2 separate regions of the Homo sapiens genome follow, and region 1 is linked to region 2. The links are chromatin loops, found by intact Hi-C in ENCODE. Cell type or tissue: heart right ventricle. All regions are shown on one strand. Each heading gives the region's core, and the rest is flanking DNA. Links, peaks and the distances in the headings are about the cores only.

Region 1 (10,264 bases), core at 1,299-9,298, 130 kb before region 2:
AACAGTAAATACATCATCCTCTTTGGTCTTTTGTTCTATCTGCTCGAATTTATGGTTTTATATCCCAGCAGCAGAAATATATATTTGAAAGTACTTCTAAAATATTCCAACCTGGGGCAAAAGCGTGGATCACAGCTCCTCATTTTTAAAATGATTGTAAGCAAATTAAATCAGAGAAAATTTCTGGCATGGCACTTTTTAGTTTCCAGAATTACTGGCGTAAAATGCACAGCGAATATAACTTTGATTCAGTGTAACATACGATTGAACTCAAGTTTAATTTGCCTAATATCAAAAGCACTGTGGTTTACTGTGGCTTATCTTTAAGGGGGCTACACTGAGAAAACAGAACAGCCTTCTATATGACGACAGACAAGAGAGTTTGGTGGTTGAGGCTGTGGAATCTGGAGCCTGGGGTGTGCAGACGGCTTCTTCCCTTATAAGCTCGGTGGCCCTGGGCAAGTTGTTTAACATCCAATGCTTCAGTTTCCTCATCTATAGAACATAAAGGATATGTTCCTCATAGGGCCATTTGAGGACTTGATAAGTTAATAAGCACAGCATAATTAGAGAAGTACCCGACAGGTAGTAACTTACCTAGTGTAACTGTGAAAACCCTTACTTCACACTACCCTAGAGTTCTAGGAATAGAAAGGATTTTTTTTTTTAAGAGACAGGGTCTTGCTGTGTTGCTAGGCTGGTCTCAAACTCACGGGCTCAAGTGATCCTCCTGCCTCGGCCTCCCAAACTGCTGGGATTACAGGTGTGAGCCATTGCACCTGGTCGATAGAAAGGATTTTTTAATTCAACTGTCTATTGTCTAGAAGAAGAATGAATACCTAGGAAATTGGGGCCTAGAGAAGTTAATGTACCCCGAGACACATTTAGCTAGCTTGTGCTAGAACTGACACTAAAATCTTCCACACACCCTGCACTGTGCCCTTTATTAACACCAGGTCTCCTGGTATCCCTAGAAAGTAATAAATTTTCTAGTGAGGAAACAGAAACTAACAGGAAGGTTAAGTGAGGTCAAGCAGCCAATGACAGAAGTGAGGACACCAGACTCCGTTGACTATTGTTGAACTACTGGATATACTATCAAATGTCTTTTTTCTTCTTCCTGAGATAATTTGTTTTATCATTTGTACACGTGGGAGAAAACAACTGTGAGAAAAACAAACAGAAAAACCTTAGAGTTAACCAAAAGCTACTAGTCAAGAAAGAACCAGAAAATATTATTGGTTTATATCTGCAAAATATATCCCGGGAAGGTAATGAGGTAAGGTAGCAACAGAATTTTGCTTAACATCATCAAAAACACTGAATAAGAACTACTTGCATAAAGAATGATGCATAAAAATGTAAACACAGATGATGATGATCTCTGAGACAGTAACGACACAAACAGAGATTAGGACGCGTGATAAACAAATGCCTAACTTAACTAAACGGCTATTTACAACTGGAAATACAACGGTATTTTACAATCCTGGTTTTATATACTTGAAAATGTAAACATTTAAATGGGTATTTACAACAAGCACACCCCACCAGTGGGTGACAGTGACACGGGCACTGAGCGAATAAATCACAGGAGTTGCAGATATAGTCCTGTAACTAATTAAGGAAGACTTCCATGTTAGTAGTCTTTGGAAAAGAGGAAGGAGAACTTGGTGAATTAGAGCAGGGAGAAGGTACCAGGAATTTTGTGCCAGCACCTGTGACAAAGACTGCAACAAAAGGTTTTGGTATTTAAAAATGGCAGCAAGGCCGGGTGTGGCGGCTCATGCCTGTAATCCCAGCACTTTGGAAGGCTGAGGCGGGCAGATGACCTGAGGTCAGGAGTTCAAGACCGTCTGGCCAACATGGTGAAACCCCATCTCTATTAAAAATACAAAAATTAGCCAGGCCTGGTGGCGGGCACCTGTAATCCCAGCTACTCAGGAGGCTGAGGCAGGAGGATTGCTTGAACCTGGGAGGCAGAGGTTGCTGTGAGCTGAGATCACGCCATTATACTCCAACCTGGGCGACAGAGTGAGACTCCACCTCAAAAAAATAAGTTGAAAATAAATGGCAGCAAAAGCCCCCTCAATGGCACTAGCAGTACAGAATCCTCTGTGTTTTTTGAAAACAGCTTAACTATGTACTCATAGTTATTTCCAAACTCAGATAAAGTGGTTGGACTCACTGTATTAGACCCGGATCTCACTGTGGAGACCCAAATCAACAGCTGCTACACATGTTTCTCAGGGCTTTGGTTCCCTCTGAGGAATCTCAGCCCACACAAACACCAACCATCCTGCAAACTAAATGGGATGGCAAAAGAAGGAGAGGAAAATAATTTGTTACTAGACTGACTCTCTTGAGTAGGACCTACGGCTCATAGCATCCACGCAAGCTGAGCCCATGCTCACTCATCACTCCAGCCTCCTCTGCCAGCAGAACAGTGATTAGAACAGAACGTTGCATGTGAGCATCTGCAACAGGGCCAAAGTTCCATCCAGAACCATGAGAAAAGCCTCTTGCCACATCAGGATGGGAGGAGAGTCCTGACCTCCCATTTTCCACTCATCATCATCTTTCCTTTTTCATGTCTGTGATCTGTGCAAACTCCAAAGTACAAACTCTCCCCTTCTCAGTCCTTGAAGAAAGAGGCCTTGGCTCCAATAACAGCTCTGGTTCTTCTCTCTATAATCGTCTTTCTTAGTCTCCTTCACTGGCTTTTCTCCTCCACCCAATTTTTAAATATGTGTATGCTCCAAGGTTCCCTGCATACCATGCTTCTAGTCTTTCTGGATGTTCATTCATCAACTGCCTGTACACTGAGGATTCCCAAATATACAGCTATAGCTCTGGTTTCATTCATTCATTCATTCATTCATTCATTCATTCATTTATATTGAGATAAGGTTTGTTGATATTGAGATGAGGTCTCATTACATTGCCCAGGCTGACCTCAAACAGCTTCTGGACTCAAGCCATCCTCCCACCTGAGCCTCCAGAGTAGCTGGGACTACAGGTGCATACCACTGTGCCTGGCCAGCTCCGGCTTCTAGCTAATAAACTTATTTCTAAGTAGCTTGTCAGCATCTCTTCAAGGTATCCCCAAGCTACCTAAAACTTGGCATTTGTTGGGCTGAACCCTCTTCTCGGCCTCCTCCACCCTCTCTTTCTCCTAGCTAATTGTACCACTATCCTTGGAGTCACTCAAACAACCTTAGAGACGTCTTCAGATCTCCTCTCTTGCTTTGCTTATCCTTGTTCTACTCTGTCTCCACCTGTTCTTGTTTGGATTCCCCCAGGAGCAGAGTTCAAGATAGGGACTTAAGTTGCAAGTAGTTTATTCGGGAAGGAACCCCCAGATGCACCAGGGGATTACAGAAGTGAGACAGGAAAGGGAAGGAAACCAACGATAAGCGTATTACTGAGCAGGTTTCCAGGGTGGGCAACTGAGGCTCGATTCCTGTCGGGAATTTCAAGGACCTGGTTGAACACCCTCAGCGGGTGAGGAAGTTGGGTTATTTATCCTCTGGCTCCCATTCCTCACTGGCTGATGGCTGCTTCAGGGGTGGGAGGTATTAATTTTTCAGCATTTCCAGCTTTCTGTTGTGGGATGAAAGGAAATATGGGTGGGGCATCCATATTTATTTATCTGCTATAGTAATGTATTTACATTTACCCTGGTCCTGATTTCTCACTGAAATTTAACTGCCATATATGCTTTTAAAAAATCTTTTAAAAAGTAGAGTTGGGGTCTCACTGTGTTGCCCTGGCTGGTCTCAAACTCCTGGGCTCAGGTGATCCTCTCTCTTTGGTCTCGCAAAGTGCTAGATTACAGGCATGAGCCACTCTGCCCAGCTATGCCATATATGCTTTCTGTAGACTTCTTCAAGGTGAAGTGAAGTAGAAAATGTTTACAATAGTCTTCAAATTTCACTGTGTCTACTCCTTTCTGCACACATAAGGATGGAAATTCCCTCCTGTCCTACTATCAATTGCAAGAATCCTACAGTTTCCTTCTACAAAAATGTTCAGAATTCCTATTCTCTTGCTGTGATTCTATGAATATTTCATTTTCCTCTATTGACGTCATCCATAAAAAGGCTTTTAGCTGCCACTTCTTCTTTCTTCCTTTTTGGTGTTTTTTTTTCTCATTAACAGTAGGTCAGACATTCTTCATTTTTTAATACATGAAAATTAAACATTCCTCAGCGGATCATCACTGCTCGGTTTCAGGATGATGAAGAAAAATGTTTCTGTTCCATCACATTTGGGTTGCATCATGTGGAGGTGCAACCCCACTATGACTCTCACTGTCATTCTATCTGAAAAACATCTCAAAATGGTATTATTGTCAACTCCAAGCTTAAACAAGATAATGTATCCTGGTTTTATATACTTGAAAATGTAAACATTTTCCAGTTATCTGGAGATTTTTCTCTGATTCTTCTTTACTAAATTTAACTGGAGAGAACATGTCTCATTCATGAGCCTCTGTCCTCCTGATAACATTTTAAATGTAATGTAAATGCAATGTAAGGGAACAACGTAGCTATGATGTGGTCTCAGCTGTCAGAGAAGAGGCACCATGTAAGATCTCTCTTTTTGATTTATTGTTGTCATTGTTTATAAAGACAATATGATGATCACTATGGAAAATGTAAGTGGTACAGAAAACTATCATGAAGAGTTTCTTTTTAAAAATCATAAATCTTATTACATCAATAATCACTGAAAATCCTGGTGTACATGCCAAATATATACTGTACATCTACAGTCTTAAATTAATGATGTATGTTATACTCTATGTGTTGCGCAGCCAACTACTTTCACCCAAAACATCTTTTCATATCTTTTTAAAAGTTGCTGTTTCTGTTCTTGTAGCCACTAATACTAAAGTTACCATTTAATCATATTTCATAAAGTATGTATACATTATCACAACTTAAAAGTAAGCTGATAGCACGATCATATGATCCCCGTGAAAGCAGGGCTCCTCTGTTTAAAATCTGTGTATTTTTCTCATTTACTTGAAGCTCAGGGACTGTTCTCTCTACCCCCACCCCAGCCTTCAAGCCCAGGTTGATCTTCCTTCCTCACAAAAAAGATTCTTACACAAACAACCTGTCCAACCAAAATCTTTTCCAGATAAACATATGTTTCCTGCTGAGAACTAAAAGAATCCTGCCCTTTAGTTTGGCTTATTCCATTTCCCTTTTGATTTTTTTTTCTCTCTTATCCACTGGTAGACTTCTAAAGTCCCTTTTAAGCTCTCAAGTTCTGGTTTCATGATTTTGGAAAAATCTTAAAGGATATTAGCCATGAGGAGTATGCTGCCGAGTCATTTCCTTCTCCAAGTGCATGGTGGAGAGAAAGCTCTGCTGCCTTCTTCATGTTTCTGATTCAACATGATTTTTAAAACTGCTGTACTGTTGCTCACTGTAAACAGACTAATTTGAAATCCAACACCAAAGATTAACCACCTTTATCACAAAACCAAGGTGAGAGCTTTGAACCTCGGCCACCATTTTTTGATAGTTTTTTTTTTTTTTTTTTGAAGAGGTTGGGGGGTGAGGGGAGGGAACTTAGAGGACAGGTCAATAGGTGCAGCAAACCACCATGGTACACGTATACTTATGTAACAAACCTGTACGCTCTGCACATGTATCCCCCCCACTTTTTTTTTATTAAGAAGAAATAAAGGAAAAAAAAAAAGAAAAAGGTAAAGGGGATCACGGTGGCTCACGCCTATTATCTCAGGACTTTGGGAGGCTGAAGTGGGAGGATCACTTGAGGCCAGGAGTACAAAACCAGTCTGGACAATATAGCGAGGGACTCTGGAAGTCATGTATTCTTTCTGTGCCTGGTGGCAGGCTTTTCTGGAAATGGAAAAGGCTGAGTCAAATAATCAGTGAAGTTCCTTCTAGCTCTTAAGAGTCCATGATCCCAGTGAAACTAGCGTTACTGCTGGGCGCAGTGGCTCGTGCCTGTAATCCCAGCACTTTGAGAGGCCAAGGCAGGAGGACTGCTTGAAGCCAGAAGTTTAAGACCAGCCTGGGCAACAAAGCAAGACCCTCTGTCTATTAAAAAAATAAAGTAAGAAACTAGCTTTCCAGAATGAGGGCAAAATAAAGATATTTCAGAAAACTGAGATTGTTCACTACCAAATACCTTCGCTAAATAAAGAATGTACTTGAAGAGAATCTACTTGAAGAAGGAGGGAAATGTTCGAGGGAAGGTTTGAGCTATACAAGAAAGTGGTATGTTAAAAAATTATAAACATGTAAGTAAATAGAAACAAAGAAGGATGGAATAACTAATAACATCTAGTTAATGGAGCTTCAAAAGAAAAATAAAAAGATATCAAAAATATCAAGGAAATGCACATAAGCCAGGAGGAAAGTGACTGGAGTTAAAAACATTCTAACATCCTTAGATTGCTCAGTAGGAGGGTAAAGTGGTAGCTAACTTTAGACTTAGTTACACAGACATGTTAAAATTCCAAGTATAATCACTTAAAAAAAAAAAAAAAGAGAGAGAGATTCTATCTTCCAAACCAATAGAGGTGGGAAAAAATGGAATTGGTAGAGACAGTGGTAGAGGGAGAATCTCAATAAACTTCTAGAAATAGGAAATCTAACCACCTGTTGTTTATAAAGCACAAACCTAAGACATAGGTAGAAAAAGTAGAAAGTAAATGAATTAAAGAAGATGCAAAGCAGGGCAAATACTAGCCAAAAGACATGCAATGCAGCCACATTAACGTCAGATAAAATACACTGTAAAAGAAAGAATTGCTAGAAATAAAAAGAAGTGATTGTATAATAAAAGGTTTTACCAGGAAAATATAACAGTATATTTGTATATATTCAGTAGCAGAGCTTTAAAGTAAACCAACAAACAGCATTTACTCATTACTGCAGAGCTATACTGTTGCAGAGCTGAGTGGTGTCCTAGGATTACATTCCCTTCTCTAAGCATGCATTCTAGAACACTCTAAAAAGAAAAAAAAATCCAAATGGCAACATTAGCAGCAGCGAATCCATATGGGTCTGCAGCAACTCGATTCTTGCTTCCTTGGAGGAAAGAATTTGGCCAGAGAGGATAAGGTAGAATGAGACCAAGGCAAGTTTTAGAGCAGGAGTTAAAGTATATTAAAAAGTTTGAGAACAGGAATGAAAGGAAGCAAAGTACACGTGGAAGAGGGCCAAGTGGGCAATTTGAGAGATCCGAGGACCCTGTCCGACGCTTGACTTGGGATTTTTACACAATGGCATGGTGCTGAGGTTTGTGTCTCTCCTCCCTTGGTTTTTCCTTGGGGTGGGCTGTCCGCATGTGCAGTGGCCTGCCAGCACTTGGGAAGGGCCGCATGTACAGTGTGTTTACTGAAGCTGTGCACATGTTCATTTGAGGCATTTTTCCCTTACCAATTGAGTGTTCCTAGAGGAAGGTCATACACCAGCTAAACTCCACCATTTTGTCTCTTAGCATGCAAGTTTGAGCCCACTCATCCAACGCCTGAGATCCTATGAGGAAGCTACTGATTGGCCGGGTGCCGCGGCTCACGCCTGTAATCCCAGCATTTTGGGAGGCCGAGGCGGGCGGATCGCGAGGTCAGGAGATCCAGACCATCCTGGCCAACATGGCGAAACCCCATCTCTACTAAAAATATAAAAAATTAGCCAGGCGTGGTGGCACGTGCCTGTAGTCCCAGCTACTCGGGAGGCTGAGGCAGGAGAATCGCTTGAACCCGGGAGGCAGCGATTGCAGTGAGCTGAGATCACGACACCGCATTCTAGCCTGGGCAACAGAGCAAGACTCCATCTCAAAAAAAAAAAAAGGAAGCTGCTGATTAAGAGCTTAAGGTGTTTTCTATCTACTGGGAGTCTGCTTTCCCTGGTGCAAGCTGTGACCAACTAGTATGTTAGTGAGACAGTTTAACAACCACCTGACCATCACCTGATGGTTGCCTGACATTCCTGTGGGGGAGGGGGGCCTCTCCTGCCCCGCTCATATCTGCCTAACTACTCTAACAGCAAGGTCAGATATAGTCCCTATTCTTTTATTCCACTGGCTGTTCAAAATCATACCATGGCTGGCATCTGCTTTTCTATTGACAGAGATATGCTTCATTTGTCTTGGGTAAATACCTAAGAACTGCTGGGTAACAAGGTAGTGGTCTGTTTAGTTCTGTAAGAAACTGCCAGACCATTTTTCAAAGCGGTTGTACCATTTTGAACTCCCACTAAAAATATGAAAAGTTCTAGTGCTCCACAGTCTCACCAACATTTAGTGTTGTTGGTCTTTTTCATTTTAGCCTTTCTAGTGGTATCTCATTGTGGTCTTAATTTGCATATCCCTAAAGCCTAAAATTGCTGAGCATGTTTCTATGTGTGTATTGCCCATTCATATTTCTTTTGAGAAAATGTCTGTTCAAATCTTTTGCTCATTTTTTTAAAATTGGGCTGTTTGTCTTTTCATTGAATCATGACTTTATTTAGGGGGACACAGTCACTGTTTTTCCTATTAAGAAAAGCAACATATGCCTCTACTCTTGATTCCATGGAATTTACCTGATAACTCTTTGCCCAAGACTATGTATGTGTAGACTGAAGGTAAAGAAGGTTTCAGAAAGGTTAGGGATCATGTTTACTTTTTCTGCATACATATTGGAAGACAGCGGGGTAGAGAGACTAAAACCTACAAAATCCCATCTATATAGTATTATTCTGGCCAGCAGATAGACAAAAATCACACTTCTGCCAAGTTTTTATACCGTCTCTAGCTGAATAAGAGAAACTAGTTAAATTTTAATATTTTAAAATTTTAATAAGATAATTCAAATTACATTGTTTCTGCTTCCTCTCTATTTACAATTCCTAGTACATATGGGTTTTTATTTTATTTTCCTGGCGTCTTTAGAATGGGTCTTGTTAGTTTCATTGTCAAGTTCTTTATTAATTGAAACAGATTTGATTTTAGTAACTGCCACTGTAACTAGCCAACTATGACACAGTCCACAAGACACACATTCTAGGATTCCCTGAGGCCCTGAAAACAATGGGTGTGACTATTCTCCATTATCTGAAAGTAATGTACTCAGTTATTGTACAGACTGATTTTTAAAAGAAATTCCTCAAATCCTTCTTTGATCACAAAGACAAAAAACAGTGGACGAGAGCATATGCTCTCTAACTGTAAAGCATTTATAAATGTTGCTTCACCATCTGTCTTTGAGAAACAGAAGGTTGCCTCAGTTCTATAGGTTTCTATTTAAGCTGTTACCCAAAACTTACAAATTGGTTCCATAACATGAACATAGTAATCCTGATGAAAATGGTATAAAAATCTGTGCCCTTTCTGGTCTTCCAGTCTACTTTTTCTGTTTCATGTTTGTATTGAAGAAGAGGGTAGGAGCCAGTTTCACTTGATTTGCAAGGAATGAAACCTTTCATGCTTCCTTCTATTCTCCAGACCAACAGAAACTCATGCAAAATGCTAGGAGTCCCTAAAACAATTCAGAGGTAATTCCCTCTTGCTTTAATTTTGTTTCCTTTAAGAACTTATTTTTAACCTTTGGCCTTGACTGTGGAACACAGGATAATGATGGAATGTCAACTATGACATGCAGAATTCTTTAAACCATCTAAGCAAAAAAAGAAAAAACTATAGTTACACATATCTTGCTCCACCTCTCCTCCAAAAAAAGGTATTTTAAAGAGACAGAGTAAAAGCTAGCTACAGGGAAAAAAAAATGTTTTTAACTTTCATAGGCAATGATTGAATTTCAGAATCAAACCAGTGGGGAATACTTTCCGTGATTGATAGACACAGAAATTTTTCATTTTCCCAAAACAAGAGCTCCCACTAAAGCATTTTTGGTGTTTAAGGGCCAGGTTAAAGCTTTACTCAGACATCGAAGTAAAGTAGATCAATTATCAAAAAATCTATGTTGATAAGGTCCTACAACAAACCACCCCAGGCTCAAATAAGACAGTAAGAAAGTTTAAGCTATTCTCAGCATCTGGTAGAGACTGGTTATATGGTGAGGACTTAAAAGAGGAAAGCTCTTCACTTTGTAAACCAAAAATAAAATTTTAAGCTCCCCCTACTGACTGAATGGACCCCTTCTCAACCAAGGGGATTAAAAAAAACCCCTGAAAAACTAGTGAAAGCCATGACGCAAAGAGGGAGTCAGACATGCCTCATTATATCCTCTCCCTTTTGGAGTTTAGACTCAACTGACCAGCATTAACACTAAAAT
Region 2 (10,264 bases), core at 1,614-9,613:
AATTCCCACGTGTTGTAGGAGGGACCCAGTGGGAGGTGGCTGAATCATGGGAACAGGTCTTTCCCATGCTGTTCTCATGACAGTGAGTGGGTCTCATGGGATCTGACGTTTATATAAGGGGGAGTTTCCCTACACAAGCTCTCTTCACCTGCTGCCATCCATGTAAGATGTGACTTGCTTCTCCTTGCCTTCCACCATGATTGTGAGGCACCCCCCAGCCACATGGAACTATGAGTCCAATTAAACCTTCTTTTTTTTGTAAATTGCCCAGTCTCGGGTATGTCTTTATCAACAGCATGAGAACAGACTAATACAGAGTGGTTGAGTCTAGGAGGTTGAGGCTGATCACCGACCATGATTACACTACTGTATTCCAGCCTGGGCAACAGAGCAAGACCCTGTCTCAAAATAAAATGGTTTAAAATTCTTTAATTCTGAATGCAGAACTTAATATTTTTGACATTTTAAAAAAGGATTAGTGATAGAAGCATGTGAATATGGTTTAAAATAGTAATCATTTTCTCTAAAGCTATTATTAATATAGCTAATGGTCAGGTTGTTCCATTAACTTTTCTCATTTGGTTCTTGTCCATTAACAAGCCAAGTAGTTATTAACTACAAGTCATAACCAAATTATTAAACTGTATGGCTTGTGTAAGAAACCTGTGAAAGGAAAATGACTATTTTGCGGTAATAGCATCATTCTCTTTACCCTTTACTGGGTTTTCTCTAGGTCTTGATGGCATTCTCTGGTATACTCAGTGACCATCCAGTCAGTAATTTCATTCTTGTCCTTGGGCATCATACTTGGATTTTTCAAAATCCTTTGGAATTGCCTTTAGGTCACTTATGAAAACCTCTACACACTCTTTTAGCCTTTGAACTGAATAGTTTTTATAGTGATAAAATTTAATACACAAAATGTTTATTATCAATTCAAATGATCTTAATGTTAAGGAGGTCACTCAGGCCTTCTTAGTTATGTTTTTCATAGCTGTGGGAGGCGGGGGGAGAGTGATATGGTTTGGCTGTGTGCCACCCAGATCGCGTCTTGAATTGTAGCTCCCATAATCCCCACATGTTGTGGAGGGAGCCAGTGGGAGGTAATCGAATCATGGGGGAAGGTTTTCCCATGCTGTTCTTGTGATGGTGAATAATCTCATGAGATCTGATGGTTTTATAAAGGGCAGTTCCACTGTACACACTCTCTTGCCTGCTATAATGTAAGACGTGCCTTTGCTCCTCCTTCACCTTCTGCCATGATTGAGAGGCCTCCCCAGCCATGTGGAACTGAGATTCCATTAAACCTCTTTTTAAAAAAAATTACCCATTCTCGGGTATTTCTTCATAGCAGTATGAAAATGGACCAATATGGAGAGCTTCACTTTAAATTGACTATTTTACCAGGATGTAGCCATAGCTATTTACTAGAGTAGCCATTGTAGACTTTCTCAATATATTGTTAGTGAAAAAAGCAGGCTATCAAACTGTAATTCATCATGACCCTATTTGGTGTAAAATATGTTGGCCAGCCTGGCCAACATGGCGAAACTCCATCTCTATTAAAAATACAAAAATGAGCCAGGCATGGTGGCACATGCCTGTAATCCCAGCTGCTTAGGAAGCTGAAGCACAAGAATCATTTGTTTTGAACACAGAAATTTAGCAAATGTTTATTCAAAATGCTGGACAAGTAAAGTAGGTAAATTAAGGTACTGCTTCTTTTCAGTACTAATTTAATAAAATCCCACTATGTAGTTGATATGGCTTGACTCTGTGTCCCCACTCAAATCTCATCTTGAATTATAATCCCTACATGTCGAGGGAGGGACCTGTAATCCCCACATGTCAAGGGACCTCTAATCCCCACATGTCAACCACCCTGGATCATAGGGGCAGTTTCTCTCACATTGTTCTCATGATAGTGAGTGAGTTCTTGTGAGATCTGATTATTTTATAAGGGGCTCTTTCTCCTTTGCACACTCTCTCACCTGCTGCCATGTAGGATGAACTTGCTTGCTTCCTCTTCCACCATAATTGTATTAGATTGGTGCAAAAGTAATTGCAGTTTTTGCCATTAAAGGTAAACACAATTACATTTACAAAAACTACAATTACTTTGCACCAACCGAAATAAGTTTCCTGAGGTCTCCCCAGCCATGTGGAATTGTGAGTCAATTAAACCTCTTTTCTTTATAAATTACCCAGTGTCAGGCAGTTCTTTGTAGCAGTGTGAAAACAGACTAATACAGTAAATTGGTACCAAGAGTGGGGCACTGCTGTAGATACCTGAAAATGTGGAAGTGACTTTGGAACTGGGTAACACGCAGACGTTGGAACAGTTTGGACGGCTCAGAAGAAAACAGGAAGATATGGGATAGTTTGGAGTTTCCTAGAGACTTGTTGAATGGTTGGAGCCAAAATGCTGGTAGTGATATGGACAATGAAGCCCAGGCTGAGGTGGTCTCAGATGGAGATGAGGAACTTATTGAACACTGGAGCTATCCTTTTGCCAAGAGACAGATGGCATTTTGCCTCTGAAGTTGAGAGAGACGATCTGAAATTGGAATTTATGTTTAAAAGGGAAGCAGAGCATAAAAGTTTGAAAAATTTGCAGCCTGATGATGCAATAGAAAAGAAAAACCCATTTTCTGGGGGGAAATTCAAGCTGGCCACAGAAATTTGCATAAGTAACAAGGAGCCAAATGTTAATTGCCAAGACAATGGGGAAAATGTCTCCAGGGCATGTCACAGAGATCTTGGCAGCAGCCCCTCCCACCACAGATCTGGAGGCCTAGGAGGAAAACTTGGTTTCATGGGCCAGGCCCAGGGCCCTTCTGCTCTGTGCAGCCTTGGAACATGGCACCCTGCATCCCATGCACTGCTGCTTCAGCTCCAGCTGTGGCTAAAAGGGGCCAACATACAGCTCAGGCTGTTGCTTCAGAAGGTGCAAGCCCCAAGCCTTGGCAGCTTCCACTTGGCGTTGGGCCTGCAGGTGCACAGAAGTCAATAATTGAGGTTGGAGAACCTCTACCTAGATTTCAGAAGATGTATGGAAATGCCTGGATGTCCAGGCAGAAGTTTGCTGCTAGGGCAGAGCCCTTATGGAGAACCTCTGCTAGGGCACTGCAAAGGCAAATGTGGGGTTGGAGCCCCCACACAGAGTCCCCATTGGGTCACTGCCTAGTGGAGCTGTGAGAAAAGGGCTACCATCCTCCAGACCCCAGAATGGTAGATCTACCTACAGCTTGCATCAGGTGCCTGGAAAAGCCACAGGCACTCAACACCAACACCTCGAAAGCAGCCAGGAAGGGAGCTGTACCTTGAAGACCCACAGGGGTGGAGCTGCCCAAGGCCATGGGAGCCCACTCTTTGTATCAGTGTGCCCTGGCTGTGAGACATGGAGTCAAAGGAGACCATTTTGGAGCTTTAAGATTTAATGACTGCCCCGCGGGATTTTGGACTTGCATGGGGCTTGTAGCCACTTTGTTTTGGCCAATTTTTCCTATTTGGAATGGGTGTACTTACCGAATGCCTGTACCCCCATTGTATCTTGGAAGGAATTAACTTGTTTTTTATTTTACAGGTTTATAGGCGGAAGGGACTTGCCTTGTCTCAAATGAAACTTTGGACTGTGGACTTTTGAGTTAATGCTGAAATGAGTTAAGACTTTGGAGGACTGTTGGGAAGGCATGATTGGTTTTGAAATGTGAAAAGATATGAGATTTGGGAGGGGCCAGGGATGGAATGATATGGTTTGGCTCTGTGCCCCACCCGAATCTCATCTCGAATTGTAATCCCCATGTGTTTTGTTGAGGGAGAGAAGTGATTGGATCACGGAGGGGGGGCGGTTCCCTCCATGCTATTCTTGTGATAGTGAGTGAGTTCTCATGAGATCTGATGGTTTTATAAGGGGTTCTTTCCCTTTTGCACTCTCTCTTGCCTGCCACCATGTAAGATGTGCCTGCTTCCCCTTCTGCCATGATTGTAAGTTTCCTGAGGCCTCCTCAGACATATGGAACTGCGAGTCAATTAAACATCTTTTCTTCATAAATTTCCCAGTCTCGGGCAGTTCTTTATAGCAGTATGGACTAATAAAGTAGTCAACATAATTTTAGTTCTAGAAGCCAGTAGGTAATAGCAAGGTAATTCAGATCTTCCATTCATGACCTTTTGGGGTGGCATGGGGAGTTAGATGATCCAAATATTGGGATTTGACAATATTTGACAAATTTGGGTGATTTTTCTTCTCTCAAGTTTAAGAACCCTAGGCATAGGAGACAATAGCTTTCAAAGACTTTGGTTTGCATCCTCCCAAAATTGCTAGATGGCCTTGGACAAATCATATAATTGCACAGAATTAAATGAGAAACTGAATTTAAAGCGCATTGCAAAGCCCTGCAGCATTGTATTAATGTTATCAGCTCTGCCTCATCCTGCTGCTCACTTTCCCTTCCATTTGCTTTATCCTTCCTGCCTGCCACAGATCCCCTCCTATTCACCTCATCCTTTGGCCCCTGCCACAGATCCATGACTATGCAGGGGGCTCAACCCTGCCATTTGCAGAGAACCTTCAAATCAGAGGTAATTTTTTTTTTGAGACAGGGTCTCACTCCTGTCAGCTAGGTTGGAGTGCACCGGCACAATCACGGCTCACTGCAGCCTCGACCTCCCAGGCTCAAGTGATCCTCCCACCTCACTTCCTGAATAGCTGAAACTACAGGCTTGTGCCACCACACCCAGCTAATTTTGTATTTTTCTGTAGAGGCGGGGTCTCGGTATGTTGCCCAGCTGGTCTTGAACTCCAGATATTAAGTGATCCTCCCACCTTGGCCTCCCAAAGTGCTAGGATTATAGGCATGAGACATGGTGCCCCGCTCAGAGGTAGAATTTTTGACATATTCTTTTAGTCCAAATATAATCACTTAAACTGAGATTCTAAATATGCAGGAGGCTGGACGTGATGTCTTATGCCTGTAATCCCAGCATTGTGGGAGGCTGACGCTGGAGGATTGCTTGAGGCCAGGAATTCAAGACCAGTCTGGGCAACATAGTGAGACTCTGTCTCTACAAAAAATTTAAAACTAGGCCCAGTGTGGTGGCAAATGCCTGTAGTCCTAGCTCCTCGGGAGGCTGAGGTGGGAGGATCACTTGAGCCCAGCAGTTTGAGGCTGCAGTGAACCGTGTTTGTACCACTGCACTCAAGCCTGGGCAATGGAGCGAGACTCTGTCTCAAAAAATAAATAAAAAATAATATATAACATACACACACATATATGTGGAGGAACACTTGAAAAATAACACAAGTAGCAAGAAAGACACAAGTGCTCTGGTGAGTATAACAAAAATAAAGGCAGATGATAAGCTCATGGGTACAATGGGTGTGATAATATAAAAACCACACTGAGTACTAAGATGAAACTTGGGCTTGATACAGGAGAAAGGAAGTCAACAAAGGAATTTTACACATTTCCCTGAGTTACTCATTTTAAGAGTCCGAACAACTGAAATCAGGAAACACCTGTGCTTGTTAACATTAGTTAGGAAATGACTTTAAAAACTTGGACTCCGTTTTAGATAACTGGTGGCAGGCAGTGATATCATTCTAGCATCTATATTTCCACGTAAATGCACAAGCTATGTTTCTTAGTTTTGGTCCATTTATGTAATAGCAATCAGAGACTCAATGCATTATATTTATAGAATAATTGTTACACATTTTAAGTTTTCAAATTACCTGGGGCCAGACACAGTGGCTCATGCCTGTAATCCCAACACTCTGGGAGACCAAGGCAGGAGGATAACTTGAAGCCAGGAGTTCAAGACAAGCCTGGGCAACATAGTGAGATCCCCATCTCTACAAAAAAAAATTAAAAATTAGCCAGGTGTGCTGATGTGTGCCTGTGGTTCTGACTGTTCAGAAGGCTGAGGTGGGAGGATTGCTTGGGCTCAGGACTTCAAGGTCACAGTAAGCCCTGATTGCACTGCTGCATTCCAGCCTGCGTGACAGAGCGAGACCCTGTCTCACTCAAAAATAATAAAATAAAATTACCTGGCATTTAGCTGCATGTTTATTTTTGTTCCCATTTATAGTTATTTGAAGATTGTTATAATCACACAGAAATATGGCCATCATTACTTTGAGATGAAAATAAATGTATAGAATGAATGTTTTATGATAAAAAACAAAAAAACAGCATTGTAATAAGATGGGCCAGACGAACACAGGAAAAATGGGTCCATTTGAAGATATGCTAGAGAACTCTAGACCAAACCTTTATTTTACAGATGAGGAGCCAGAATCAGAGCTGAGTATCTGCATGTTTTTTATTACACATTCTCTGGGTCTTCAGAATGTAAGGCTAGAGGCTCCCAGAGCGGGTCCTATCTCAAGTAAATTACTGGATCAATAGGCCTTATCTGATTGATTGATTTAAACAGCATTATTGTTTAGATTGCTTTGATATGGTTTGTTAAACAATAAAGTAAAACATATAAATTATGCTGTTGTTGATGATGTATATATCACCTTTCTTAGAAATACAATGTCTGTGACAAGTTTGTTTCTGGAATTTTCTTTGATGTGCCAGTGAAATTATAACCAGTAGGAAAAAAAGTTATTTACTGTTGTTATTGTTTTTATAGTGGAGACCAGAGTCTTGCTATGCTTTCCAGGCTGGTTTTGAACTCCTAGCCTCAAGCGATTTTCCTGCCTCAGCTTCCCAAAGTGCTGGGATTACAGGCACAAGCCACTGCACCCGGCCCTGTTGTTGTTAAGAAAATTACAAGTTAAATCTTGTACCAGTGAACAAGGTTTGTATAGATGATTTTATTGTCTTGAAATTTTATTTTATCTCACTTTAAAAAAATAGAAGCATATTAGAATATACTTTGTTCTATACCCAAATCTTGTGTTAAACTCTTTAAAAATGTCTTTTCAGTGTTTGGTAAAAGCTGCAATGAGTCGTACAGATGTATATTTCACATTAATTATTAATAATTATAATTTAGAAATGTTAATTACAGTCATTTAAAGGAACTTCAACAAACTAATGGTTATTGAAGTTACATTAAGAATATCTATAATCATGAAGAGTAGTGGCCTAATACAGTAATGAAAGACAGATCTTTAAATTTAAAAAGGAAAAATGTGATTGTGTGTTTTCGTACGTTATTAAGTTGTAGACAATATACCAAAACATACATCAGAGGACATTCACTTATGGCCATAGATAGTAGCTAATGCCAGACACATCCTCCCACTAGAAACAACTAGAAATACACAAGATAACTGATTCTAGACATTTGACAACAAACATTGCAGGGCAGTGATACTTGAGAGAAAGGAAACACAATGTGATCTGCACGTCCTCTTCAGCTTTCTGTCTGGGGACACCAAGTAGACTAAAAGGAAGTGGAATCCAAGGAAGTATGGAAGTCTTGCTGAGCTGAAGAAATCTAGATAAAAGTTTAGAGTAGTTGTCATCCCTGAAATTTGTAAGACAGAATACCACAAAGAAAGGAGTATGCAGAAGAAGAGGACAAAGAAGATTTCACAAGCATTCCTGTGTAGCCCATGTGCAGGATAGGACTTAATGAGGCCTAGCAGAGAATGGTTGCTATGAACAAGAGAACTGGGCCAAGATATCATAGACTGTGCAGTACTGCAAACACTGGAATACTGTCCCAGCCTAAATGGAGAGACCTTACTAAGCACCTCATCCATTCAATTGAAATTCTAAAGAGGATAGACCTTAGGAGTAAATACCATGTCCCAGACAAAGGGCCATGTCTCAGGACTAAGGATAAAACTGACATAGAATAAATAATAATAATACATAACAAAACAAAGCCTAGCAAGATCAAGAGGATTTTTTAGTAGTTTAATAGCCTGATAGAATAAACCTCAACACCATTTAAAAGAAGATAACATAATCCAGACTCTCTGTAACTCCTTTATAACAATATTCAACAGGAGGTTAAAAAATATTGTACCTGTAAAGAAGCAGAAATATGTGACTCATAATCAAAATAAGACATGGTCAATAGAAGCAGAATCCAAGATGACCCAAATGTTGGAATTAGCAGATGAGGTCTTTAAAACAGCTATTATAAATATATGTAAGGATGCATGGGAAAAGATGAATATGTGATTAAACAGATGAGAATGATCAGCAAAGAAATAAACCAAATGGATATATTAGAAATAAAAAGCAAATATCTGAAATGTAAAATTTATTCGATGGTTAGAGCAGTTTGGAGATGGCAAAAGGATGGGTGAATTATCTCTAACAGAGAGCAATAGAAATTATATAATTTAATAACAGAAAGGAAAAGATTGGAAAAAATATATAAACAGCCTCAGTGAACTCTGGAACAACCCTGCAAAGTTAGTATATATATAATTGGAGTCCTAAGGCTAAGCATGGTGGCTCATACCTGTAATCCCAACACTTTGGGAGGCTGAGGCAGGAGTTCAAGACCAGCCTGAGCAACACAGTGAGACCCCCATCTCTACCAAAAAAAAAAAAAAGCTGGGCATGGTGGCACATGTCTATAGTCCTAGCTACTTGGGAGGCTGAGGTGGGAGGATCACTTAAGCCTTGAAGTAAAGGCTGCAGTGAGCTCTGATTGTACCACTGTGCTCCAGCCCGTGCTGGACAGAGTGAGACCCTATCTCTAAAGTAAAAGATAATAATAATTAGAGTCTCAGTAAAAGAAAGGAAAAAGAAAATGGGGTAGAGTGAAATTTTTAAAAAAATTCTCTAATTTGGTGAAAAACATCAGCCTACAGATTGAAGAATCAACAAACTCCAAGCAGAATAAATACAAAAAATAAAATAAAGAAAGAAAACACACCAGCTACACTGTAGTCAAAAGGTTAAAAACCAAAAATATAGAATAAATGTTGAAACAGAAAAAAAAGTCAATGACATAAGGGGAACAATGCTATGAATCACAGTTGACTTCTTACTAGAAACAGTGGAGGCCAAAAGAAATGGAATGATGCCATTAAAGTACTGAAAGAATAGAGCAACCCAGCTTTTTTTTTTTTTTAAGACCTTGTTTGGCTCAGTCGCCTAGACTGGAGTGAAGTGATGCAGTCACAGCTCACTGCAGCCTCAACCTCCTAAGCTCAAGTGATCCTCTCACCTCAGCCTCCCAATTAGCTAGGACTACGAGTGTATGCCACTATGTCCAACTAATTTTTTTTTTTTTTAGAGATGGGGTCTCAGCTACGTTGCCCAAACTGTTCTTGAACTCCTGGGTTCAAGCAATCCTCCTGCCTTAGCCTTCCAAAGTGCTGGGATTACAAGTGTGAGCCACCACACCTGGCCAGAATTCTAACATTTTCTCAAAAATGAAAACAAAAAAGACATTTTCTGATAAACAAATGCTGGGAGGATTCATTGTAAACTATATTAAATACTAATAGAAGAATTGGGGGCGGTGGTGATGGAAAATGATAGCACAGGGAAATCTAAACTACAGAAAGTAATAAATAGCACCAGAAATGGTAAGTAGACGTGTAAATATAAAGAACTTTTTTCTTCTCATTTTTTTAAAACAGACTATTTAAAGACAAATATATTGTAGGACTCTCAATTCATGTAGAAGTAAAATACATGACAGCAATAACAAAAAAGGACAGAGGGTTTTGTTTGTGTGTGTGTGTGTGTGTTTATTTTAAGCAATGCTTTTGGAGAAAGAAAAAAAGGACAGAGTTAACAAAATTGTACTATTGTAAGATTCTTACATTTCACATGAAGTAGTATAATATTAACTCTAAACAGACTGTTAAGGTTGTGCTGACTACTATGGTAGTCAGTAGCCACAAGTGACTAAATTTAAACTTAAATTAATTAAAAATAAATAAAATTTAAATTTCAGTCTTCAGTTGTACTAGCCATATTTCAAGGTATCAACAGTCACAGGTAGCCAGTGTCTACCATATTGGAAAGACATAGAACATTTTCACTACTAAAGAACATTTAGTTGGAGAATGCTGCCCTATAGCAACCATAAAAAAAAAAAAATACAGACATATAACTTTAAAATCAATAAATGAATTAGAATACTAAGAATATTGTATAAACCAAAATAAAGCCATGAAGGAGGAAATGAGAAACAAACAAAAAATGAGACAAGCAGAAAACAAATAGCAAGGTGATAGACTTAAATCCTACCAAATCAATAATTATATTAAATATAAATGAACTAAACAGTCCAAAGAAAAGAAAAAGATTGCAAGGATGAATAAAAA

Evidence for each region. Peaks named below come from ENCODE experiments on the same cell type or tissue, not always from the same donor. Only the 100,000 strongest peaks of a DNase experiment are listed, where the experiment ranks them.
Region 1: a loop joins it to region 2, with 2.5 times the contacts of the local background. A loop is called at or near these places in 14 of 110 quality-filtered maps.

What each region holds. Positions count from the first base shown.
Region 1 is chr14:61,428,336-61,438,599 of GRCh38, reverse strand. All of the region lies in intron 2 of PRKCH (protein kinase C eta), which reads right to left. Among named protein-coding and RNA genes, the nearest start is that of PRKCH-AS1, 110 kb to the right of the region's middle. In heart right ventricle, for the core only: no CTCF peak of the experiment used is centred there; no DNase peak of the experiment used is centred there; H3K27ac peaks cover 5,773 bases.
Region 2 is chr14:61,303,617-61,313,880 of GRCh38, reverse strand. PRKCH-AS1 (PRKCH antisense RNA 1) reads left to right here. Exons shown (of 5, transcript NR_186042.1): 2 at 6,646-6,813. It also overlaps a transcript of PRKCH not described here. Among named protein-coding and RNA genes, the nearest start is that of PRKCH, 13 kb to the left of the region's middle. In heart right ventricle, for the core only: no CTCF peak of the experiment used is centred there; no DNase peak of the experiment used is centred there; H3K27ac peaks cover 2,835 bases; H3K27me3 peaks cover 600 bases.